Regions from separate parts of the Homo sapiens genome. Here region 1 is linked to region 2. Evidence: chromatin loops called from intact Hi-C (ENCODE). Cell type or tissue: dorsolateral prefrontal cortex. All regions are shown on one strand. Links, peaks and the distances in the headings refer to the core of each region. The heading gives the core; the rest is flanking DNA. Region 1 has its middle 170 kb from the start of LINC00992. Region 2 has its middle 230 kb from the start of LINC00992.

Region 1 (4,402 bases), core at 110-4,109, 60 kb after region 2:
GGAAACTGTAGTGCGGCTGGCAAAAGGTCTTATAATGACTGTGCTGTTTAAAGCTTGTGTTTCATTCCATTTTAGAGCAATAAAAGTATGAGAAACAGAGTGTAGTCATAACAATTATATTTAGAGAAAGGAAATTGTCTTAAGATATGCTCTTTAAGTTACCCTTCCAGCTTTTTCCTCACCTCAAAATATTTCAAAGACTTATTTCAGAGAGGGGGCTTGATGCGGGTGAACGGGGCAGACTCAAGGAGCTGTGTTGTGTCTGGGCTTTGTAGGGAGGGAAGCAAGGCACTGCAAGAAAGAACTGAGAAGGCATACTGGAGAGAATGAAGAAGGAGATGGGGAGGAGTCAGTTTGCAAAACTGCTGTGACAACAGCTGCTTGGCATATGAATTCCATTATTTTGTGCATTCTTTTCTAAACCTTGCCACCTATAAGGGACTAGAATCTGCAGACCATTGGGAGCTTTCTATAGAAAAGCTATTCACAGGATCTGGAAGAAAATGAGATAATTTTGTATTTGGTAGTATTTTGATTGTTATAAACTGAAAAGTCCTGCTGTACTTCCTCCCACTCCTCCCCCAACACTGATCCTCCCTTTCAATCCAACTTTTATCCTATTATATAATTTTTACAAAGAAGCCATTGGAGTGTAAAAAGGACCTCTATAAGGGTGGTCTCCTTTCATAACTGAAGCACTGTACCCTTGAACTTAAATGGTTTCTATTAAGTTATATTTGCAATGTCTGCACCATATGAAATAAAGGGCCATTATGATTGTTCAGGTGTGTGAGGCTCTTACTTAAAGAAAGAGGAATTGGCATAATAACTTTTTCATTAATGGTCTTCATGTAGTAGGGTGAATGTAGAAAAGAGTGTTTTATGTTCAATGGACTCAGATTCTAAGGTAACATGAATTAAGGAGGAAAAAATGGCCTGAGGAATTTATACTCAAGATAAAATACAGAAAGGATGAGGAAACTTTTCTAGATTTTGGACTGATATATTTGTGGATTTGAGAAAGGATTTTCCTCTAGTGTGCAACAGCAGGCATTCAGAAGGCACAAAGCATAGTAAGAACCAGAAACATTTGCCATCAAAGAGAATCCAGAGTTTCCCATTGTTAGTTAGGGGTTTCAGACCTGGACTGTCTGCAGCAGGGGCAGGCATTTTAGCTGCCTCAGCCTCTTCACTCTTGGTTGATATGTATTGTCTCTGATCCCTCCCTTTAGTTTTCTTTCTTTCCTGAGCTGCTGTTTGCCTGAGGCTTAATAGGAAGGGTTTGGGCAACTTCAGAGCATTGAATTGATTGATTTGTTGATCTTTAAGACTTACTCCCACCCAGCCTGGAGCCTCCTGTGTTTGCAGAGTCTGATTGTGAAGTATTTATGAGCTTCTCATAGCTGGTTCACAATTGGTTAGGATTGCAAATGGCAATAGCAGATGTAACACAGGGTCTTCTGTGAAACAAGCCAATGGTGTGTCACATGAGAAGGATGAGCTAGGGCACTGATCATGATTAATTTTAAAATGACATTTAATTAATATGGACATTCATGGGCATTAGTGTCTGGAATGACATCCTGTGATCTCCATCACGTTCTAAAATCTGAAACAGAGATGCCTGCTTTATATGGCTCATTTACCTTTGAATTCTCATGAGCAAACTAATTTCTCTAAAGCAGCCTCAATAGGTAGAGTTGAATGAATTCTTTGAAAATGCATGCCTGTTTTTCATTTACATCTTTTAGGAGGCAAAGATATTGTATATGATTTCACTGAAGTAATCAACAGTATATCAGCTAACTGTAGCTAATGATATCATACTGTGTATCAAGAACCTTATTGTCATTTTCCTTTCCAGAATTACTAGCTGAAATCATTCCTCATAGAGGAATTTTTCTTCAGTGACTAATTTATTGGGGGTTTCTCTGAATTTGGAGTTTTGCCTTTATGACCAAAAGCCATTTTTCGGATGAATCTGGTTGAGATGTCACTTTTTCCAAACTTGCTGCCGTGCCCTTGACAAAGAGCCATTTGATTGGTTCTTAAATAGATCCTTCAACAATTGGGTTCTTTTAGAAGATGCTGTCATGTATTCACCTCACTTACAAATCTCCGTCGTGTCCAAGAGAGATGAGTAAAAATACATTAGTCGAATGGTTTGTCGGTATGAATCCAAATGATATTACAACTTTTTCCTCTAGACTGTACCAGGAATACTTTGGAGGAGTAAAATAAATACCATTTATTTAATGATGGGGAAATTGTTACACATTTGATGAGGTTGTCTCTGGCTATCATTGTATGACAATCATAATAATGAGGATGAAGATGATGGTGATAGTGATGATGGTCATCTACTACTTACTGAACACATCCTATATGCCAGGCTCTATGTACATTTTCTAAAGGAATAATTTAGTGTATTTCCCACATTAGCCATGGCAGGTGGTTTTTATTCCATTTTCTAGACAAAAAGTTCAGTCAGGCTATGTAAATTGCCAATGACACAGTGCCTTAATGTCAGAGCTAGGTTCCTACCCCAGGTCTGATTGATTTCAAAGCCTACTTTTAACATTTACACAATAAAAGATGTAGGATATCAAAAATGGAATGCCTATTTGGGCCATGCAGGTAAATTAATGTGATGGGTGGAATGTAGTAAGACCTCCAATCAAATGTATCACCACTTCTCAAACTGTTCAGTGCACAGAAGTCACCTGCTGATCTTGTTCAAGTTTTAGATGCTGATTCAGTAGTTCTGGGACAGAGCCTAGGATTCTGCATTTTTAGCAAGCTCCCAGGTGCAGCCAATCTGGTAATTTAAGGATCACAGTTTGAAAGAAATAAATTTTTAAGCACATTATCCTGGCGAAGTAGAACAAATTGCCTACTTTACATATGCTGGGTAGGGGTCATGCTCAGTGTGACTCGGCTCCAGGCTAGAGAAGCATGCTGTTTGGGTGGCAAGAAGATTTTATGATCTCCCACATTTTTTAAAGATGAAAGTTGTCTGGTTCTAAAATTAGTTATTTACCCAAAACCACCCCATGTATTAATGACAGAGCTGCGGGCTGAAACAATGTCTTCAAGCTCTGAGTGAAATGATTTCAACTGTGGTACTACACTTTGCTGCCTATCTTACTCATAAAGTTATGGTAATATTTTTGTTGGTTTCTCTGATTTATTTAAGCCAGATATGTCTTTATGTATTTGTTTCTGGTAAAAGTGAAATTCTGTGTGTGTATGTGTGTGAAATCCTGATTAATTGAGTTTTCTGTTACTTTGGTTCTGGTCTAAGGGTATTTTCTGTTCTAAGGCAAAACTACTGTTTTAAATGTACCTTGAGTATTTGGATACTCAAGGCCAGTTTACTAAGTATTCTTTTTCACTTCTAAAATTAACTAAAGAGTTACTCTGCATTATTCAGGAGCCTCTCTTATTGCTCAGAATACTTCTTAGTAGTAGGTTAACCATGATACAGGGTTTCCTGTTTTAATAACATTTTTGGGAAACAGGCATGAACTTATTACCTCACTACAAACCTCCTTTCACTATTATATAAAATAGTCTTAGATTCCTTCTTGCTGCATGGCTGTGCTTCATCCTGGGTAAATTGTTTACAGGAGTTCTGTTCTTTCTTCTGTGGAAAGACAGTAATTAGATTACATGAGATAAAAAATTGGTATCTACCACCCCATGCTTGTTAATTTTTTAAAAAATAAAACAATGACCTAAATAGGACGTACACTAAGAAGTTTTCTTTTAAATATGAACTGTAAGAGTTTCCACCCATTCCCTCTTCTCCCCCCCTTTCTCCTGTACTGGTGCGATTTATCAATGCTATCTTTGTGAAGCAGGAAAGTGATATACAAAGGGTTTGTTGAAAAATGCTATTTTTGATTTGCTAAATTCTATAGGAATATAGCATGGAGGCAATCCACTAAAGAAAAACATCTAATGCGGTTGCATTTCTCACTTCTGCCAGGATTGTGCAATAACAAGGCCTATAAGGGACACCAACATGGATGTGCTAGTGTTGATAAAACTTTTAGCCAGTGGCTTAGTTTCCTTGTTTGCTTCCCGCTAAAGGTGAATACAATGGCTGCAAAGCAGTCACTTTCAGTCCCACTTTTATTCTCTTACCTTTCAAGTTTAAGCTTATAGTCTGCATAGTTATCAAGCTGCCCACCTAGAAAGCTTGAAAAATTATGGCATATTTCAACACATTTCCTTGTGGGGTATTCAGAGGATAGAGTAAATGTCTCAGCAAACCCTTTAGTATATAGTAACCCGCAGTAGAAGAGCAAAGTCAATAGCTTCCATTGTTCACATGGCAGCATTGGATGCATTGTTTTTGCTGGTGAAAGAGAGCCCACACAGAAGAGATTAAACAAAA
Region 2 (4,402 bases), core at 284-4,283:
GATCCTCCTAGAGGTTTGCAGTAGCCCAGGGAAGCAAGGTCCCAGCACACGATGTTTTTAGATTTTCCCAAACCAATCTGGGTGTTTTTAGGATATCCCTTAATCCCTTAGCCCTGAGTTTGGTGAAAGACAAGAGTCAGACAACATCACGCACATCAAACACTTTGCCCTTCTCTTACCTTTGTCCAGCTTCTGCCAGCACCGGAAAGGCTTTTTCATTTTTTTTTTTTTTTAACTATTCTCATAGCACATCTTTCTTCTTCCTTATTCTATGACTCACAGTAGAAATTCTGTGATCTTCATCCCCCATGGCATGACACCATATTTTCAAAAAAATCTATCCTTGTATTTTTAAGAAAATCACTTTCTCTTTCAAAAAAGCCCAATTCCAGCAAATAAAAAAAATACTTGACTTAACTTGATGCTTCACATAGGGCTAAAAAAAAATCATTTTGGAGCTTCAAACCAAGCAATGACTCTTCTGAACTTGGCTGAGTACTGCTGCCCCTTGAAACAACTGATGCCATTGTTTCAAAAGGTAGTGTTGCTAGGGGGCAAGTGAAAAGAATAAAATGTTGTTTTGCTAGCTCAGTAATGTCATTTTTGTCAAACAAATTATTGTAATATTATTGAACATTCCCAATTTTTCTGAGCTGCATAGTATTTTTATAATCTGCTCATGCTGTTTAATTTATTTCTCCAGCTAAATCAAGTAGTTAGTTGTCTTCTCGCTGGCCTTTTTCTGCTTGCCTCCAGATATCTCTCTCTTGTCCTCCCATCCCTACCTAGCTTGTTTCTTCTAAATTGCTCAGGGCTAGGAAACCAGCATGTTAAGATCATGTACTCACGTAACAATATTTTGGTCAGTGATGGACCATATATATGATAGTGGTTCCATAAGATTATAATACTTTACTTTTACTGTCGTATACCCTTTCTGTGTTTAGATATGTTTAGATACATGAATATTTACCATTATGTTACAATTGACTAGCAGTATTCAGCATAGTCACATGAAACGTGGGTTTATAGTCTAGGAGTAATAGGCTATAGCATGTAGCCTAGGTGTGTAGTAGGCTAAGCCATCTAGATTTGTGTAAGTACACTACGATGTTCACACAATGATGAAATTAACCAAATGACACATTTATCAGAATGTGTTCCCATCATTAAGCAATGTATGACTGCATTTAAGAGTTTCAACAATTTAGATGGGAGACTAAGTCTTCACCCATGACATCATATGAATGGTCTCTTGGTGAGTCTTCATGACAAAAACTTCAGGTACTCAGAGATCTGTGTGCGTGTGTGTGTGTATGTGCATGCACACATGTATATGTGTTTGCCTGGATATGTTTAATTTCTTCTTAGATTCCTTTTAGTAGATGATTGTGTTGAAGTTGCTGGAAATGTAACCTTCTATAATTGGGAAGATTCTATTCTCAACACAATGATATTATCAGTTATATATCAAGTCTGCTCCATCTTTCACAGATTAAAGAAACATACACATGGACTATTCTGAAACTTTTTCAGGCCATTCTTTCTTTATTTGAAGACCCAACTTACTGTGGGTCCTACAGATTTGCATGCCCTTTGAGATAGATTAAAAAAAAAAAAAACTGGTTTAATTGCCAGGGGAGAGGCAAATTTGAGCAAAGAAAAAAGAAATACAAAACGCTCCAGGAACATGAATGGGCAAACCAACAGGACAATCGAATTAACAGGCCATGTGTGAGGCTGATTGTATATGTAGGGACCATGGCTTTCAATTAACCAGACCACACTGGGACATCTGGTGCTCCAAGTGTGTTACATCTTTACCACTGGTTTTCAAACTGGAAGGCTGCTGTGTTTTCTCTAGTTTTTCTTTGAAAAAATACTTTTATATTCTCTAATGGAGAGAACCACATCGAAGGTTGTATCATGAGCTGCTGTTCTTTCCTCAATTAAATAAATGAAACTATTGACATTATATTGAATTAATTTCACTGATGTTACATTCCTGATGAATATATGTGTTCTGAGTAAATAAGTTTAGATAATTTTGTGGCTATTACTTGAGTCATGGTAGTGAGTACTAAATTGGTGAAATGGAGGTCATTTTTAAGGTGTAAGGAATATGTAGGGAGGCTTCTGCTGCTACGCATTATTATGGAATTCATAATAGTCTTTACCCATGGAAGCAATTACTCAAAGGGTATTCCTGAATGATGGACATCTGCCTCATCTTCAAACTTTCTAATGGCGAGTGCATTTAACGTGCTGATTCCACTGTTGGACAGTTGGCTGTGGTTGTCAGAAAACATCTTTCTAAGTAAACCATAATCATCCTCCTCACTCTCCCTACATCTTTTGTCTCATCTGTTGTGGGCGGGAGCAGCAGAGTATCAAGTTATTCTCCTTGGTTCTTTGACTACTTAATAATGTCTATGATGTCCTTGCTAATATATAAATATATATAATAAAGAAAAATGCAATATATTTAGCTTAGTTTATTCCTTTTGAGCTCCCACAAGGGTTTTGTTCATTTTTGCAATCTTGTATTGTATAGCAAAGACTCAGGGCCCGGTTAATCAGATGAAACTTTGTTCTAATCAAAAAGTGTTTGTAAAGACTCTTTGTCATTTCCTTTTGACTTCACACCCTCTTCTCATCTTAATCTCTTTTTCAGATATGCATCTTAGGTCCCAGAGAAAAGGAGGCATGAGCTGCAAGCTTCCTCTTATGTTATTTACAGTTAGTTATCCATGACAGTGGAAGTTGCACAGGAAGAAGAGAATATTGTTGTTCCTAGAAAGCTTTTCATGGCTCAGTTCAGGATCTTGCAAAACAAAATCTGAGGATGAGATACATTTTAATGGAAAAAGCTTAGCATCCAATTATGGCAGATGGCTAAGACCAATAGTCTGAAATGTTAATATGCAAACAATAAGTAAGGTGTTTATTTTGGTTCCATTTCAGAATAAAAGACTGCTTCATGGTCATTTAAAGAGCTGTGCTTGGTTAGAAAATACTTTCTTTTTGGGGAAGGATCCATACAGTGATGAAATGCCTGCCAGTGAGTTTACAGAGAGGAAGTACAGATTAGTAGAATTTCATCCCTTCAAAACTTCTATTTGCTTTAAGGGATCAGAAAGAACATTTACATGAGTCATGCAAACTCTCACAGACGTGCTGAGATCTGAAGGCATTAAATGTAAGGAGAGAATACAACACAAGTTCTATAGCACAATTTTGGCATGACATTGATTATCATGCCACAGATTTGAACCTGCTGAGTGTGGGTTGAGCTAGTGAGACCTGTGTGGACAAGCATAAAATGCTGTATCTGCAGAGACAGTTGGATCCATCTGCTGAGTTTATTCATGTAATGACACAGATGTGAAAGTATATGACATTTTGTTCACCTAAAGTGCCAAATCCCCATTCTACTCTTGACAGATCCATGCAGCTTAAAGCTAAGGAACAACTTGAAAGGTCCTAAAGAATACCAGTCTTGAGGCTTCTCTTGGCAGTATTTTAGTCCACATTTCCCCCTGCCTGTAATTACACCTTTTCTTTTTCTTTTTTTCTCTTTTTTAACTTTTTTTTTTTTTTTAAACTAGTGCTGAATTCTCCCATTGGAGAGTTTCTGGCTCTGATTATAGGAGGTTCTCTCTACACAGAGTTGCTCAGCCTCACTCTGTACTGTTTGTCCTTGCAAGTCAGGGAGAACTCAAGCTTTTTATTTCTTCTTCTTCTTCTTTTTCTTCTTCTTCTTCTTATTACCATTATTATTATTGTTATTATTTTGGTTTCTTGTCGGCAAAGATGTTTCTGTGTTGGGGATGAAAGTAATTTTACTTCTTCTAAATGGATGTCAGTATATGTTCATAATTAGCCCAATCACAAGGCATGCCTGGAGAGGAAAACAGCACACAGATATTTGATAGTGTATAAGTACATAATTTGGATTACCTGGAAAAGAATGAGAACAAGTACTTTAAGAGCCAGAACAAAAGTCTACTCTTTAGGTTTCCTCTAGTGTTATTGAAAAAAATGTTTAGTTTATATCCATGTTATTGGAAGGGTAAGTCATGGAATGTCCTCACAACATTCCTCACTTCCAAGCAGGAGCAATGTGTTGGGTGCTGAGGAATCTTCCCCTCTGTGGTACAGCCACCTTTGCCTTTCAATCACCTCCTGTGGTTCCTCTACCATTAATTCAAGCTTTTTAGCTCCTTTGAACAGAATTGCCCTCCACATGTGCTCAGCTCTCTCCTTTGGATTGCAGGTCTCTGGAAGTCTCCAGGCTCCTGAACTTACCCGCCTGCATCAGAACTGATGCACCTCACAGTGCTCCTGGTGCTGCTTCTCTGAGCTTGACAGAAACAGTGCCCTCTGGGGCATATTACAGCAA

Evidence for each region. A loop is a pair of places that touch in the nucleus more often than their neighbours do. Peaks named below come from ENCODE experiments on the same cell type or tissue, not always from the same donor. Only the 100,000 strongest peaks of a DNase experiment are listed, where the experiment ranks them.
Region 1: a loop joins it to region 2, with 2.3 times the contacts of the local background. A loop is called at or near these places in 3 of 110 quality-filtered maps.

Annotation. Positions count from the first base shown.
Region 1 is chr5:117,245,304-117,249,705 of GRCh38, forward strand. No RefSeq gene overlaps it. Among named protein-coding and RNA genes, the nearest start is that of LINC00992, 170 kb to the right of the region's middle. In dorsolateral prefrontal cortex, for the core only: no CTCF peak of the experiment used is centred there; no DNase peak of the experiment used is centred there; H3K4me3 peaks cover 223 bases; H3K27ac peaks cover 3,061 bases.
Region 2 is chr5:117,185,212-117,189,613 of GRCh38, forward strand. No RefSeq gene overlaps it. Among named protein-coding and RNA genes, the nearest start is that of LINC00992, 230 kb to the right of the region's middle. RefSeq lists an enhancer at 4,020-4,402. In dorsolateral prefrontal cortex, for the core only: no CTCF peak of the experiment used is centred there; no DNase peak of the experiment used is centred there.